Regions from separate parts of the Mus musculus genome. Here region 1 is linked to region 2. A link is a loop called in an ENCODE intact Hi-C map of the cell type or tissue named here. Cell type or tissue: left cerebral cortex. All regions are shown on one strand. Links, peaks and the distances in the headings refer to the core of each region. The heading gives the core; the rest is flanking DNA. Region 1 overlaps Ttc29 (tetratricopeptide repeat domain 29). Region 2 overlaps Slc10a7 (solute carrier family 10 (sodium/bile acid cotransporter family), member 7).

Evidence for each region. Hi-C counts contacts between places; a loop is a spot of excess contacts. Peaks named below come from ENCODE experiments on the same cell type or tissue, not always from the same donor. Only the 100,000 strongest peaks of a DNase experiment are listed, where the experiment ranks them.
Region 1: a loop joins it to region 2, with 2.6 times the contacts of the local background. A loop is called at or near these places in 19 of 42 quality-filtered maps.

Annotation. Positions count from the first base shown.
Region 1 is chr8:78,240,170-78,248,507 of GRCm38, reverse strand. Ttc29 (tetratricopeptide repeat domain 29) reads right to left here. Exons shown (of 14, transcript NM_183096.3): 6 at 2,186-2,409. Among named protein-coding and RNA genes, the nearest start is that of Ttc29, 31 kb to the right of the region's middle. In left cerebral cortex, for the core only: no CTCF peak of the experiment used is centred there; no DNase peak of the experiment used is centred there.
Region 2 is chr8:78,728,688-78,736,979 of GRCm38, reverse strand. Slc10a7 (solute carrier family 10 (sodium/bile acid cotransporter family), member 7) reads right to left here. Exons shown (of 12, transcript NM_029736.2): 11 at 7,217-7,362; 12 at 2,968-5,371. The coding sequence ends at 5,342. Among named protein-coding and RNA genes, the nearest start is that of Gm39203, 58 kb to the right of the region's middle. In left cerebral cortex, for the core only: no CTCF peak of the experiment used is centred there; DNase peaks (open chromatin) are centred at 3,720 and 4,434.

The DNA.
Region 1 (8,338 bases), core at 325-8,324, 490 kb after region 2:
GGTGGATGGATAGGTGGGTAGGTGAATGGATGGGTGGGTGGGTGGGTGGACGGGTGGATGGGTGGGTGAGTGGGTGGGTGGATGGGTGGATGGATAGGTGGGTAGGTGGATGGATGGATGGATAGATGGATGGATGGATGGATGGATGGATGGATGGATGGATAGGTGGGTAGGTGGATGGATGGATAGATGAGGAAGCAGTGAGGACTCTCAGCATTATTCAGCATTTCCTTCTCAAAACCCGACACCACACACTGTGGACCCTGAGACACTCCTGACAGAACTTTGCACTCTAGCTGCATACACCTTAAAACATACACAGGTGTTTTCAGATTTAGGAGTCATTCAACCTAACAAAAGCAAACATGTAGATGTCATTTTCTGGAGTAATTTTTATTCAGATCTCAATTTTACTCTGATAAATTTTAGATGTGGAGGGTCAAAAATAATGCACAAAGTTCTAAAAACTGATTATACTTTCTGTAATAATTCTAATTTTCTATATTTCAGGAAGGCAAAAGTCATGGCACCTCATAGGAGATAAGCCTATGGGTAAACTATTTTGAGCAAAGGTAATTTTGCCTATTTAAGAAGTATAACCTTATTTCTCAGACATGGACAATAAACCACACAATGCCACTCGAATGGGACCTCACTGGGACCTGGTCTTCCAAGTGCTACTTTCCTTTAACTTGAGCATCCTGTGGTTTGTCAAATGTGGTTTACCTTCTTTACAACAGACAGACACAGCAATGACACATCACAGCACGACAGGCACTTGGCTCGAGTTTATGCTACTCAAATCAAAGTCCCCAAACTAAGCTGATGATAAAATTGAACCTTATAAAATAAATAGTAGGCAAAGTTTATCCTGGACAGCTCTATTTCCAGTGTAAGTATCAATTTAGGATTTTGCTCTGACAGTAGAATTTGGGACTTAGCTTTTGTTTGTTTTGTAATAACATAGCATATTTTAAAAATAATAGTCAATTTCTCATGTTTAAATTGTATTTTGAAAATTCACCAAAAGACTTCATTTTATATCAATTCTGCAGTTTAAAATGCTTCCCACACTATCGAAGTCCCCCCCCCCCCCCAGTACTGTACCCTTAGGTTTGTGTTCACATTATGTCCTTCCTTATGGTCTGAAGCCGCTGAGCTCACGCTGGGGCTAGGATTTGGGCTGCCCCTCTGCTCTGTGTACCTGTCTTCCCAACTGCAGCAGTGAGCAGTTGGGCAGGAAGAATTGCCTACTGACCCTGTGAAAGCCCCAAATGAAAGGTCATATTGCCACGTATAGCATGAGTCTTTCTTGTCTTTCTTTTGTGTCCTCTTGTCTTTTCAGTCAGAATGATGCAGGAAAAATTTGAAATGCCAAATTCCATAATTTTTTTTCCTTTTTTCGAGTGAAAACAACAAATACCTAATACAGACCTAAAAATGTTAAATGGCAAAGCCCATATAATTTTATCATATTTTCTTAATACTTAATTTTCTTAAATACTTTAGAGTATTAAGTACATAACACTTTAAATATAAAACACCAACTTTATAAAAAAAGTGTTAAAATATGGCAAAAGAATGCCTTAAAATGATTTTGTGAAACATAGGAAATTAACTTTTGAAGCCACAATCATGGGTTGCATATTATTTTCCCCTTTCTTCTGAAAAAGTGTCTCACAATGTAGCTGAGGCTAACCCCAAACTCAGAATAAGCTGTCTCTTTGTCCCAAGTGCTGGGATTACAGCCTTAACAATACCCTAGAAATTACAGGCTTTTCATGTCTTTTTAAATACTACCATTTTCTAATCCAAGCTGACAGGATCTCATGACAAAACTTTGAACGCTCGTTACATAGATGCTAAAACAAACTATGTCTGTGTGGTTTTTATGTGACAGTGCCTTGAAAACTGGTCAATATTCATACAACACAAAGACAAATCAGGATGTGTTCTCAATGATAGGACAGGTTTACACCTGTTGGAAACTTATGGAAATGTTTGGTAGAACACTGTCTTCCCAGGCTTGCAATGACATCTGCAGAATGTCTTTGTAGCTGGTCATTTAGCCTTAAAGCCACTCAGTGGAATAGGTTGAACTGTGTGATTTGTCTTAATGTATCAAATTCATAGGGTGACATTTTGGAATCTTCCCTGGGGTGCAACCCCACATCCCAGCACCTACCTTTCCTCTCGGCAGCCTCGGCCCTGGTCAGGTAGTGGTAGAAATTGTCTAGCTTGTCCGGCTGGTCCTCCAGAGGCCTCTGCTGCCAGAAGAGGGACTGTGCCTTCGCAGCTTCCCGGAGCTTATCCCACTGTTCCATCAGTGCAAAGAGCTCGGTGAAGGACTTGTGGAACCCATCTCGCAGCATGTCCACGCAGATGCTCTTCTTGTATGAGTTCCTGTGGCTGGGAACACGAGCAGAACACCAGCCATTTTAGACCAGAGAGGGGTTCTCAATCTCTAAACACCAGACAGGCTTTCTTACTCATCTTCCTCAGCGAAAGCATGAAAACTATCAAGAGATCTTTGTGACAAATCAAGCAACTTCCATTTTAGAAGGATGCAGAGAGCTTACCTAACACAGTTGTGTTAATGTAACCGCACCTCTGAAAAGGACAAATGTGTTACTTTAACTATTCAAAGTTTTTTTTTCATACACACAGACAAATACAAACACGTCCACTCCCTACCCTACCCTCTACACACACCCCTGCTCAAACCAACCAACCTATCAGCAGACCAAACAGACCTGCCAGCCAAGTAAGAAGACCAACAAGAAAAAAAACTTGTTGAATATTAAAAGTCCATTAATTTCTGTATTATGTAGTTCTACAATCTGTTATTGGAATTTGGCCATTTCCAGTCAATCATGCTTCTGCATTTAATGTTTTAAACAATTACTGAAATACCATAGTGTGTGTGTGTATGTGTGTGTGTGTGTATAGATACATATATATAATATACATATATATATATATACACACACACATATATATATGTATGTATATGTACATATGTGTATATATATACAGGTAGGATCAAATGAATGGTTTGATAACTCAATTATTAAGTAAGTAGATAAACAAATAGAAATTCACTTCCTAGTAAATTTGGAAATTTGGAAAGCCGAGACAGGAGGATTGTTCATTTGAATTCAGCCTGGGCTACATAGTATGAGCCTGTCTCAAAAGATAAAACCAAATAAAAACCTCCTAACACATACTTTATTGTTCATAAGCACGGATAAAGAAACAGATGACTCTCTGTTGTATTTATCCCACAAATCCCTACCGGCTTTCTCATGATGAAATACCTACTTTTTCCATTTTCTTATGTGTGTTGGGTGCATATGTGTGTTGTGCATTGTTTGCATATGTGTGAAAGTACAAATGCATGTGTGTGTGCCTGCGGGTGGGGGCCTGCGGTTGATGTGAGGGACATCCATGATCACTTTCGAGCCTTATTCTTGGGGGCAGGGTCTCTAAGTCTGACCCAGATCTTACAGATGCAGCTAGTTTTACTAGCCAGTTTGTTCTGGAGACACTCTGTCTCCACTCCCTGAGTTAACGGCAGTTAAAGGCAGGTGGATACACTCTCTGGCATATGTGTGAGGTCTGGGGATCTGAACTCCAGTTCTTATGCTCGAGTGGCAAGTGATTTAACTTTTGAGCCCCCAAACTCAGCCATCTCTGCAGCTCCTCCCCCCCCCCCCCCCACCGCCCGCCAAGATGTACTGTTCTAGGCCAAAAAGAGTCAGTGCCCTTGTAAAATCTGTATGCCTGTTCAAGGGAAGACACAGACAACAACTAAACAGACACATAATAAACAATGATTGAAAATGTTTATTTAAGAGTTACATGTGCTGCCAGGTGTGGTGGCACCGGTCTTAATCCCAGCACTCAGAAGGCAGAGGCAAGCAGATCTCTGTGATTTTACATGCTGAGTTCCAAGCCAGCTAGAGTTTTGTAGAAGGATCCTGTCTGAAAACAAACAAACAAAAAACAAAAGGAAAGAAACAAAAGGAAAAAGAATACACATGCTTATGGAGAACATATGGGGTAGTCACTGTTTAACCAAAAGAACAAGTAGATATTAAAAGATAGTTTCAAGTAAATTACTGTATGTTCTTTCTTTAAAAGAAGACAGTTCGATGTTTAGGACAATTGATCTGATGGGGAACTGACTACTGGCAATACAGGCTTGAGGGTCGGTGGAATCTACCTGATCACTCAAAATCAGGAGTTCTGATGTGGAGCCCGACATGCCCTGACATCCCTACCTGAACATCCCTGAATCCCATTCCTTTCCCTGTGTAAAAGCCTGTATTAGCATCAGTCCTAACCACATTGCAGAACTCTTCTAGGAACCCATGAAATACCGTGTGTGCAAACTCTCTGGGAAATACTAACCCTGTGGTGGTTGGTTCTCACCTTCTAGCTATGCATTGGATTCACTGGAGGTTTGAAAACAAAACCTACCCGCCTACCAAGAATGTCTCATGCAGTGGCCCTGCTTAGGTATGGAGGGAAGCTAAGTGTGGTGAGACACTGAGGTTGCTAAGGCCAAGAGTGGCAGAGCTAGCTGCCGAGGAGGCTGGATCGGGGCTACATTAACAGGATGCACCTGTGGATAGTTATTATTATTGTGAAGCTAGGAGTGGAACATGGATGGAGTCTTTGAGCATGCTAGGGACCATTCCTCCCGAGCTCCACCCCATCCACATGGCTGCATTTGAGAAGTGTCTGGAAGGATCGTCCTACATGAACTTGAACTTTAGCTCTCTCCCACCTGATAACCAGATTATTTACAGAAATAACTGATAGAGAGTAAAGAAACTATCTTCCTATACCAAAAAATTAAGAGCCATCATGTGATTCTAAGATTAAAAGAGAAGACTAATGCATGATTTCTGTTTCCTGCCATGTCCTCTGATCCAGTGAAAAGGGCCCAGAATAGAAGGGTCAGGAGTGAACCTGTGAATGGGCCACACCCCCTTTCTCCCACCCCCCTCCCTCAAATACTAGGCGAGGTAGAAATGGAACTCGGTTTCTTGTAATATCCAGAAGAATTGGGAGGGAGGGGGCAACTGTGCCCATCTCTTGTGGGATGCATGAAGGTATGAGGACAACCACCATCTATCTCCTTGTCCATCTCCCTGAGCACAGGGCATATGGAAACAACCAACTCTCAGGTTCTAAGCAGAAGACAGCTGGCCCTTTAATTTCTCAAGGACCTAGGACAACACGAGAGGGACACCATAACATCCCAGGTGCTCTGTGTGCCACACTGAAGGTTTTGGACAGAGAGGGCCACAATTCCTGCCACCATAGTTTCAAACAGCAGCAAGGTTTGTATGCTAAAAGGCTATGTATAGGCTGCACATGGGGACAGACCCAAGACACAAGCTGTGCTGGAGAGATGTGGCAGCTCAGGCTAGCTCATCTGCAGAGCTGATGGCGAAGCTCAGCCAGAGATGCACCTGGCCACCTCTGTGGGACTGCATAGCTCAGGAATACACTCAGTAAGAGAGCTTGCCTTCCAGAAGCTTAGAAAACCAAAGCTTCTAGATACCTGCTAATGGCGCATAGGGGAAGGTCTGGCTGAGTGGCCTGGTGGATTCAAGGCTGATATCTCTGGGATTATCTTGTTCTCTGTGCTTTGCTGATCACTATCAAGCTGCTACAGATCACTTTTAAAATGAGAAGAAAGGAGACTCGGTGGCATGGTTTTCCTTATCTGTGGGGGAAAGCGAAACCATTTCTGTAAGTAGCAGCTCCTCGTTTATGCCTTACTGGTCAGAACTGGGTCAAACGCCACCCTGCTATATTGCAAACCAACACTGCCTTTGGTTGCCATCTTGTTCAGGAAAGGAAGATACTGCATCAGAGATATGGACACTAAAAGATAAGTTTCTGACTTTTTAGGACTAAAGCTGAACTTTCGTATATATTTTCGTTTGTGGGACCCAGTAATTCTATTGCCTTTTGGCTCCCACACTGAGTGCAATGTTGTTTAGTTTTGTTTTGTTTTTCTGTTGTAGGAGGAGAGGTGATGGTAAGTGGCTTTTGAATGTTGAGAAAGATCACCACACTGGTCTGGCTTTATCTGAGTGACAAGATAAGATTTTGACACTAGGGAGGATTAATGCTGAGGGCCAGGAATTAAAATGAAGTTATATATATACATACATATATATATTAGACTTAGAGTCCGTGACTCTGAACTTCACACCTGATCCTACAGAAGGAGTGGAGGAGGACAAGCCCGGAAGCTTCGAGGAGAGATAGTGGGCTTTGCTGGCCACTCATGAGAAAGGCTGTAGGTCTGGATCCAGGGCACAGGAGGTAGAGAAGCTGTTGGCTCCAAAATGTATTTAGGTGATGGCATGTGGTGGTGGCATGACTTGGTGACTGGTGTTACCAACGTGAAGAAGCAGATTGACAATGGGTCATATTCTAAAGAGGGGAAACAAATGGTTGATTGGACTTTGAAAATGATTAACTGGAGTTTGTGGAATCTGAGGATATATGTGATTGGCAGTCCAGAAGGCCTCAGAGGATGGAGGCTGTAACGCCAACCTTTCTTAAAATAAGAGATGCTATCTCTGTGTGTTGGAGGCTCTCACCATGTATGTGAGAAGACCTCCTGGGTCAAACATAAAGAAAAGTGAAATGCTGGCTTTAAACACTAAGTTGGAGCATCATAAGAGCCACTCCTGCAAGATCAGGTGAGAAACAAATGCAGACAAGCACCCCAGGCCTCCTTTGTTGGCCTAGAGAGATGGAAAAGGGTCATTTGCTGCAGGTGACCTGCCCAGCATTGAGGCCCCCCCCCCACAGCTAGCAGCATTCTAGAATAGATGAAAATAACCAGTCCCACTGGAGATAAGTTATTTGTGGGTCAAGAATTTTAGTAATTTAATCAGGGCCTTTTTACCAAAAGGATGAGTACTGAGGTAAAGTGTTGATCCACAGACACTGTCTGGGAAACAGGATGAAAGCAGGACTACAGCTCATTCAAGGAGGCAATGGCTTCTTAGGAACACTGTTGGGGCTGTTCTTGCTATCCACCGTCTGTTAAGGGTGCTATGACTTGGCCTTTCCTTCTGGACCAAGTTCTCTCCTAATTTCCACCTAATTAGTTACTAAATAATACCCTTCCAATAAGGCCACTTCCACTTAATTTAGTCATGATCAGTTGCTGCTCCCTATGGCCCTAAATTCCCAAAGCCCCACCAAAGGCTGGACTGAGATTATGTCTGAGATAGCTTTCAGCTTCCAAACATCCACGAGATGCAATTGGCATCCATTTCAAAAATATCTAGTGAATGTTCAAATGGCCATTCTTCACGAAGATGCTCTAACAGTCAATATTTCAATATGTATCTATAACTATGCTGACGTTTTGATTTGGCACATAGGTTTGCACATGTGTAAACTTATGTATCATCAAATAAGCCCTGTTATTCAAACCCAGGATGAAGAAAAATCAGTGATGTCAACCTACTCAATAAATTCCCATTCAGACCTTCATAGTTAATGTAAATCTTTATTTACTAAGATCCCTTGATTATTTGGAAGTAACAGTGTGCGTCAGTTCTTGCTAGTATATTTGAACTCTTCAAATTTCTGTTTCTTAATAGACAACTGTAGTCAAAGTTCTCTTGCTTTGTGCAAATGTTTGTTTATTTTAAATATAAAGACAATAGAATTTTGTCACCTTTTTAATCATTTTTCCTTGGGACCTGATTGTTTTACTCCTCAGTTTTAGTGACACACCAAAACATTTATGAATATTGGTCTAAACTAAAATATGTTGCTTTTAGGCATCAGAATAAAAATTTATACAAGGGGGAAAAGAGAACTCTGGGAACCCCCTGAAAGGATTTCATATTACGGAATTTGACGCCAGTGCTCACAGAGAACAAGGGGTATGCAGATAAATGTGAGGCCATTACTGGCCACATCAACCACCTATAAGTGTGTTCCAGGAAGTGATCACAGAGGCACATCAGACTTCGGTGCCATGTCAGCTACATCAACCCAACATAAGCTAGAGGGCCACTAGAGAGGAAGGTGTTTTCTTAATTAGTGATTGATGTGGGAGAGCCCAGCACATTGTGGGTGATCTCACCCCTGGGTGGCCTTGGAAAGCAAGCTAAGCAAGCCATGAAGAGCAGGCCAGTAAGCAGCACCCCTCCGTGGCCTCTGCATCGGCTCCTGCCTTCAGATCCCCCCAACTCCCTTTTAAGGCCCTGGTTCCACTGCCTTCAGTGATAAACTGTGATGTGGAAGGGGAAGCCAAGTGGACCCTTTCTACTTAAGTTGCTTTTGG
Region 2 (8,292 bases), core at 293-8,292:
GGATCTTTGCATGTTTATAGACCAGTCAAGGCCATAAGGGACATGGGTCTGGAGGGGCTTTGTAAGGGCCTCATCAGTTCTGGGTTGATTCCATCATTATTGGTATTGATTTTGTGTGTGTATGTATGCATGTGTTGGTGTGGAGGCCAGGGAACAACCTTGATGTCATTCATTAGGAGATATCCACCTTGGGTTTTGTGTGTGTGTGTGTGTGTGTGTGTGTGTGTGTGTGTGTGTGTGTGTGAAGGGTCTCTCATTGACCTGAGGCTTGGCAATTTAGGTAGGGTGGCTTGTCATTGAGTCCCAGGGATCCCCCTGCCTCTGATTCTCCAGTGCTGGGGTTTGACCAAACCTGTTTTTTACGTGTGATCTGGGCTCAGGCTCAGGTCCTCATGCTGTGTGCCAAGCACATTGCCAACTGAGCCTCAACCTTATACTGATTGGTTTGTATTTAACAGGGGGCAGGCTTTGGGGGCGTTTGCAGATTGACCAGTATGATGACTCCTGGGCACAGATTGATGATGTTTTAGAGGACACAGGATAGCCACAGAGGGTGACAGACTTTATCAGAAGCCACAGAGGGTGACAGACTTTATCAGAATGTGCCCCATGCAAGAACAGTAAATGATCAGAGTAGATGCCATGATGGGTTTAATGGTGGAAAAGATACAGAAGAGGCTCTAGCCCCACTGACAGAGCCAGTGCAATGGCCACACTGACAGCAACTCTTAAGGGGACTTAAGGCCCTGGATGGAGCCTAGCCTGTCTAGTAGTCCACACGATTGCCTATTTGAAGCTCAGAAGAGCCACTAACAAGGAGAGGATAGATCTCCTCAGCGTGTGGTTATCTTCTGCGGATGGTCTCTAAGGGCTGCTGACATGGCCTTCTGAGTTCCTTTCTACACCCCCCACCTTGAAGAGAGAGCAGCATCCTTTATCAGTCCCCACTGTGTTATTTTTCTCATTGCTGTTGATGACAAAGGCAGCTTGAGGAAGGGTTTGTTTTGGGTCGGTGTGTGGGGGGCAGTCCGTAGTGGTGGGGTGGTGGGGTGGCGTGGTGGAGGGAGTTTCAGACCCTAGCCACACTGTTGCTCGTGACCAGGGAGCAGATAGAGCTGGCTGCCTGGCCCTGCCTGGCTTGCTTCCTCCTCAGTCCAGAACCCTAGCTCATGAACACACTACCCCACTAGGTGCTACTCCTCACCTCAACTAGCTCATTCGGGAACTCCTTGGGTGTCTCTCGGGAGACTCATGGATACCCTGCCACTTGTCACTGACTCACTGGGTGCTGGCTTCTCTTCCTCCTTCTGCTTCTCCTCCTTTTGTCAGTCTCTTTGTTGGAAGAGAACCAGAAAGCAGTGTTCTCATGCGTATATCTCCTGTGATCCACACCCTCGCCTCTCCTGGGTGTGTCTGTAGTCACACTGTGTGTCCTCTTCCATTACCACCCTCTTCTTTCTCTTGCCTTCATTGGCAGAATGGTGAGAGGCCTCCCACTTTACTTTGTAAGACAGTCCCATTTGCATACTGATCTAGTTCTGGCTGCTTAGACTTCATGTTTCTTAAGGAAAATATATTTTACTTGACCAATGCGCTGTGGCTGAGGTGAATCATGGCATCCCCTCAAGAAACAGCAGAAGCCCTGGTTTGTATTGCATGCTCATTCCAACCCCTTCAAAGTGTGATCCGAGTAAAATGAGAAGTGAAACACCTCCTGCACAGCCCTTCCTTCTGGAGTGCCATCTGCCAAACTTATTCTAGATTGGTCAAAATTGTCCCATTTATTAGCTTTGTGGCCTCGAGCCACTTAGATAGTATATTGATTTTCTCATCTGGAAAATGGGGTTAATTTTACTTATCTCATAGCACTGCTGGGAGAGTTAACCAAGATAATGTGTATCAACTATATGTTATCACACATCATCAACATCATCATCGCAGGATAGCTAAAAGTAGAGTTAAACATGTCATCTCCCCCGGCATTTATTTTTTTCTCCTAATTCACATATGTTGTTATCACGAGACAATGCACCGTCTTTCCTACCCCATTCTTTTCCACGGCTGAATGGCATCTCCATCTGGTACCAACTGGTCCTCATGGTGGTAACCTGCACCACACAAACGATCCTTAAACTTGGGTCAGCAGATAAGTCCTCTGGGTTATATAAGGACCTTACCTTATTTGAGAAAAAAGCCCTATATGAAAAGATTCATCAACAAATATAAAGTCTTAGGAGACCTTGTGTGTTGTCTAAATGCAAACTGAGGATAATAATGTTAATGTTTATCTAGTTTCCCAGTATAAGAGAATTCAGTAAGGAAATCCTTTACTTTTTAAAAATGTGTATAAAGTACTCACTAAATCATATTAGCATGACCTATGTAGCTTGAATAATTGAGGGTGTTTTCCCCCCTTCCCCCCAACTCTTGGCTGCGACTCAGAGCCTGGAGCTGGAGAACAACAGATGTGTGTGCCATACTGGGAGATAGGAATGTCACCTGACAATCACACAGGCTCCTTACAAGACGAGCATTCACTGGGAACCCAGGAAAGCGTCCTGGAAGAGGTGTCATTGCCACTAGGCTTCCAAATGGAAGAGGATTCTAGACAACAGAAAACCGGAGGACACAGAATTCTGGTATCCTCCAACATGCTCATACTGAAGTCCTGGGGTTAGAAAGGCTTGCTGGAGTATCATCTGTTCCAATCAAAACTACAAGGGGACGGAAGGCCACGCCCCCAGCACCGGACTCCTACCACCCTGCTGCAAGTGTTTCCTGTTGGCGCACAGTGTATTAGAACAGGTTTTTATGGCATGGTGTGGGGAGGTGGTGTGGATATGTGTAATGGGAGGACCCTGGCATGTCTGTCTGTTTTGTGTTGCACTGAGCTGAAGTCGATCTAAGAAATCCTTGGGAAGCGAGCGGTGTGAGCACCTCAGTGGGTGAGAATGAGCCACGACATTTCCAGAGATTCGTCAAGTACTCTCTGTTTAATCATAGAATTTTTTTTTTAAATTTTCCATTCATTATAAATAACCCACTTAATTACTTAGCCATCTCTTTGAAAAAATTTGGTTTTTAGCATAAACACTGAGCGTCAACCAGAGGTGTGCCAGTTTAAAACAGAATAGGGAAGAATTTAAAAAATCCACAGAACCTTAACGTTTGTAACATGCGTAAAGACTGCAGTGCCGTTCCTTAAAGTTCCAGCCGTTTAAAACCAATTCCAGGTTGGAATGAGTAAACATAACTGTCTAATGTATTCTTTTTATAGGTACATTTGGACAAACAAATACATAAAACAGACATTGGCAGTGCAGAAACATAGAAAGTATTTTAAGCTGACAGTTCAATCCTAATGAGCATAAATTAAAGCAAATTTTGATTTTATTTTTTTCCTTACCATGAAAAATATGCTATCATATTTGTGTAAAAGGAGAAGTAGCCACAGACATGTTACTAAAGCTCCCAAAACTCATGATATAAATCAGTTTTGTTTGAAAACAAAAGACAGTTTTAAAGCAAAAGAGAAAAAGTTACCATAGCATCTTCAGTTGAACTTTGTCGCAGTCACGCACAGAGAGGTAGATGTGGTCGGCGGGGAAACCAGTGTTCAAATGACGGAAGGGTTGCGTCTACAACTCTGGCAGGCAGACAGTGTCTACTTCCTCTAAAGCCCCAAGGCTGTGGGGGTGAGACTTGAAAACCTTTGTGCTCCATGGAGGCAGCACACTCACCAAACAGACTCACTGCCTCCTCGTCCCCAGCATGGTCCCCACAGGCCGTGCAGCGTGGATCTCTGCCAGGCCTGACACCAGTGTTATAGCTATGCTCAGAATTATGAAGTCCCGAGACAGTGACACAGAGGACCTGGTGCTAACACCATAACACCAGCGCCAACCACGGTAACTATGACATAAACTACCATCATCTACAACACCAATGCTAACCATAACATAACCCAACACCACTGAAAAGCCCAGGGAATTCTGAAGGAATGATTGATTGTGGGTCCACAGCCCCCACTACCAACAGCAAAGGCAGCTGCTGGGGAGACCCGTGATGCCTGTTCCAACACTAAGCAGGAAGCTCAGGAAAGACGCTCCCACCACTGTTCAGTATGCTGCTTTAGCTTCTTGTTTGGGTTCAGCGTAGGCTTTTCTGGAGTCCTTTCCAAAGCTGGTGCCCAGTTCCCGGACTCATCCTGTTGACAGCTCGGTGAGTGGAAGGTCCTGCCTGCTCTTCTGGACCAGCCCTTCTTCCACCTGACTAGCAGTGTGGACATGTAACATTAGCTCATGCCCACGGCCTCATGTTTATTTTCTCTGGCTCCTAAGGCGATAGGATTTGATTTCTTAAGAGATGTTGTGAACATCTGTCAAATGATTCATAAATCTTCTCAGATGTCTCAAGTGCGCTTAATGTAACAGGTTGTGTCTTGCCAACAGGAACGATTTGGAACAGTGTAACAGGAATGTGCTTGGAACCAGCTGTGGAATGTGAACACATAATCCACTGTTGATTTCTGTGACTCTCCAGCTGACTGTGACATTTGGGTGTTGCACGGGGATGTTGTGTGTAAGTAAAATGGGAAACTAAGGAATGATGGAAGGGAGAAGCATACTGAGGTACGATTGCAGACGTCCCAAAGCACTGTCCGAGTTCACGGCAACACTCACCAGGACTTTCTCTGAAGCAGCCGATAATACATCTAAGCTGCACTCCCCCCCCCCCCCCCAGCCCCCACACACACTCTGTGCTGGGACTGAAGTGTTTCTGGAGTGTGCGGGGATGGATGGAAGAAGACGGTGTCAAGGAATGAGGTACCTGACGCTTCTCGGCATCTCTGCGATCTGCATCCCCCGCTGAGTTGATAAGGAAGAGCCCGTCACAGTCTTAGAAACAAAGAACCACTCGGTGAATCAAAGTGTGCGGTGAATGAGACTTTGGAATCGTTCACTGTCACCAGGAGGGAGGTTTCTGGATGGCATGACCTCATTTTGAACGTTATAGTGCTATTAGAGTCTTGCCTGCACAAAGGCAGTACGAAGAAAACGTGTTAGCTTTTGTCCCTTACTAGAACTTTTTTTTCTGCCTTAGGGAAAAAAATGAGTCCAAAATACTGTACTACCCTTGGCAGTAGCCAACAGAGTGTGTTTTGGAAATAACGCTCTTGTCAAAAACATCGTAAGGCACTTAAACAGGTATATCATATTTTTTTCTGTAAAAAAATAAAATAGGCATCAAAGCAGCATCCCCAAGGACAGGTCCTCAGAACCCCTGTATGTACAGCCTGTACATATATGTACACACTCCAGGAAGGCTGGCGCCACCCGAGTCACACTGTCGGCCTTGTCAGCTTCACTCCCTGTAAGACAGGAAAACAGTTCACAGTTAGACAGTGTCCACAACCAAGGGAAAATGTCAACTCGTACCAGATAATGTATGCCACCGGAGGAAGAGGCCACTGATAGATACTAGTTTCATCTGGAATGTCCCCTTTAGGTCCCAAAGAAGTATTATACCACTACTGAAAGATGGCACATAACCTTTAGGAGGTGAGGCCTACTGAAAGATATTCAGGCCATTGGGGGTGTGCCCTCAAAGGGGAATACAGGACCTTGGTCCCCCACCACCTTGGTCCCAGCAGTGAAAGGAAGGGGTTTATTGTATATATTCCAACAATGACCCTCTCACAGGCCCTAGAGCAACAGAGCGCCAGGTCATGGACTGAACCTTCCAAAACAAGGAGCTAAAATAAACCTTCCTTCTTTCTAAGCCTTGGGTATTTATTATAGCAACAGAAAGCCGACAGGCACAGTCATTCAGCTAGACTACATCACTAATCCTACTCCTAGAGACAGATCTAGCTATGAGCTCACATGTGGCCACCCGATGGTCATCTCCCTAAGCCTGGCCTGCCTACTTGCCTGCTTCTGCTCTGCAGGGATGGATATTTTGGGGCATATTAGTATTATGTGCAAAGCAAAGGTAGCCATGCTACCCTGAGGGCATATTCTTAGTGTTTATTTTACTGCATAAATAGTCCAGGATTTTTGGTTTACTTTTAGTCCAGATAAGCCTTAAAAATTTGAGACATTTAGAAGACAAATCCACTCCAATTGATCTTTTGTTTATTGTGACTGAATATTATTGCCAAGAATATGTGGCTTTTCAAATAATTTCTTCTTGTTGTGTCCTCTTTTGTAGTACTGGGTATTGAATCTAGGGTCTCACATATGTTAGGTAAATACTCACTCACTAAGCCACACCCCAGCCTATTTAAAATTTTACTTTGACACAGGTTTCACTAAATTGCCAGGCTGGTCATGGACTTTATTTTAGTCCAGAATGGCCTTGAATTTGCTATCCCACGCCTCAGTCTCCTATGTAGTAGCGAGGACTGCGTAAGGCCCAGCTAATTTTCTTCCTTTTCTGGGTCAACATTCATATGTATACATTCTGAGGGGGCAGTGTACATACATACTGATGAACGAAAGAGAAAAATCTCCAAAGAGGGTGAAAAGTGAAGAAAGAAGAAACTGAAGCAGTCTCCTGATGAGTAAGAGGCTCTGTAGCCGAGCCAGCACCATGACATGGCTGTCCTAGAACTTACTGTGTAGATCAGGCTGGTCTCACACTCACAGAGATCCACCTGCCTCTGCCTCCTGGGTGCTGAGATTAAAGGCGTGGGCTACCATGGATTGGCTATTTGCTACTTTTGTTTGTTTGTTTGTTTTGTTTTGTTTTGTTTTCTGAGACAGGGTTTCTCTGTGTAGCCCTGGCTGTCCTGGAACTCACTCTGTAGACCAGGCTGGTCTCGAAATCAGAAATCTGCCTGCCTCTGCCTCCTAAGTGCTGGGATTAAAGGTGTGTGCCACCACCGCTTGGCCTGCTACTTTATTTTTGAGACAAGGTCTCTCCTGTGTCTGAGGGTAGACTGGCTTGCCAGTGGCCCCGCAGGACTGGCATTGCAGTGCGCTGCCACATCCAGCCTTTTCTGGAGATGCTTCGGTCTGACTCAGGCTGTCATTCTTGAGCACCAAGTATTTTACCCACTCAGTCATCTCCCCACACCCCTGTTATTATAGTTCACTAGAAAAACATGTTGGAATAATGATATAGCAGAAAAAAGTAAGTTTATCAATCATTTGAATCTAGGAAGAGCATTTCAGTCTATCTGCATCCAAGTCAGATCTTTCTGGAGTCTCACCTTCTGCCTGGACACCATCCAAGACTTTATTGTTGGCACTAACACACTTCCCAGGAGAATCTGAGCTGGGTGGTAGATGAGCAAGGGCACGGATATCAGCGAGAGATGCTCATGGCCTGCAAACACTATCTTCAGCATTGGGATTCCTGTTCAACAAAGACGACAAAAAACAGAGACAAGTCAGGTTGGTGTCAAGCTGATTTTCAGAACTCTGCAATGTGTCATTACTGCATTTCCCCACGTGCATTCCCAGACCTGAATGGGAAATTGTCAAATAAAGCCAACAGTTCTCTCTTCCTTTCAGGACATAAGGCTCTAAGTTCTAACTGGAACACACGAAAAGGGGAGGGTGGTCTGTGTAGTGGGGAGGTACCTCTCACTCAAAATTGGCAGCTCCTTCTTCAGGAGGAGGAAGACTATGAAATGGGTCACTCTAAGAATCCTGGAAAGGACTAAGGAGAGGTTAACCGTGGATCTCCTCTTGCTCAGTGCAGTGAGTATGTGGTTGTTAGGAATCACCAAAGATAGAGGAAGCTAACAGCCCTTATGTACAGACATGGTATAGACAGCCACCATGGGAAGATACTCTGGCTGGGCAAACATCCTGTGTTCTACCCACAGCCCCTAGTGTTAGTCTCACGGTCAAGGATTCCAACGTGCTTACCAGTCACGGAACAATTCTATTCTAAAAGACTGGGGTATGCCCACCGCTAGGCAACTCTCTCAACCCTCCCAGACAGGAACCTCTCTTAGGGCTCCCCTCATACACATTTAGACATTTTCTGTCTTCTATTTCCATGTTCACTATAAAACTCAGAACTAATAAGACCAACATAAGACAAAGAACAAAATAAAATAAAATAGGTTTTTTTTTTTTTAATTAAAGAGTAAAAATCTAGGCACTGGAAGTTCACACAGCCTTGGGAGGCTAAGGAGGAAGCACTAAGACGTAAGCCGCTCCCTTCCTCCCCACTGGTGCTCCACAGGATGGCACTCAGAACCAAGGGCTTCATGAGCTCTGTGTCTCTGAGTAGACCTAGAAAGGAGGGTTACTGAGGTAGCCGTGAGGGGGCCCG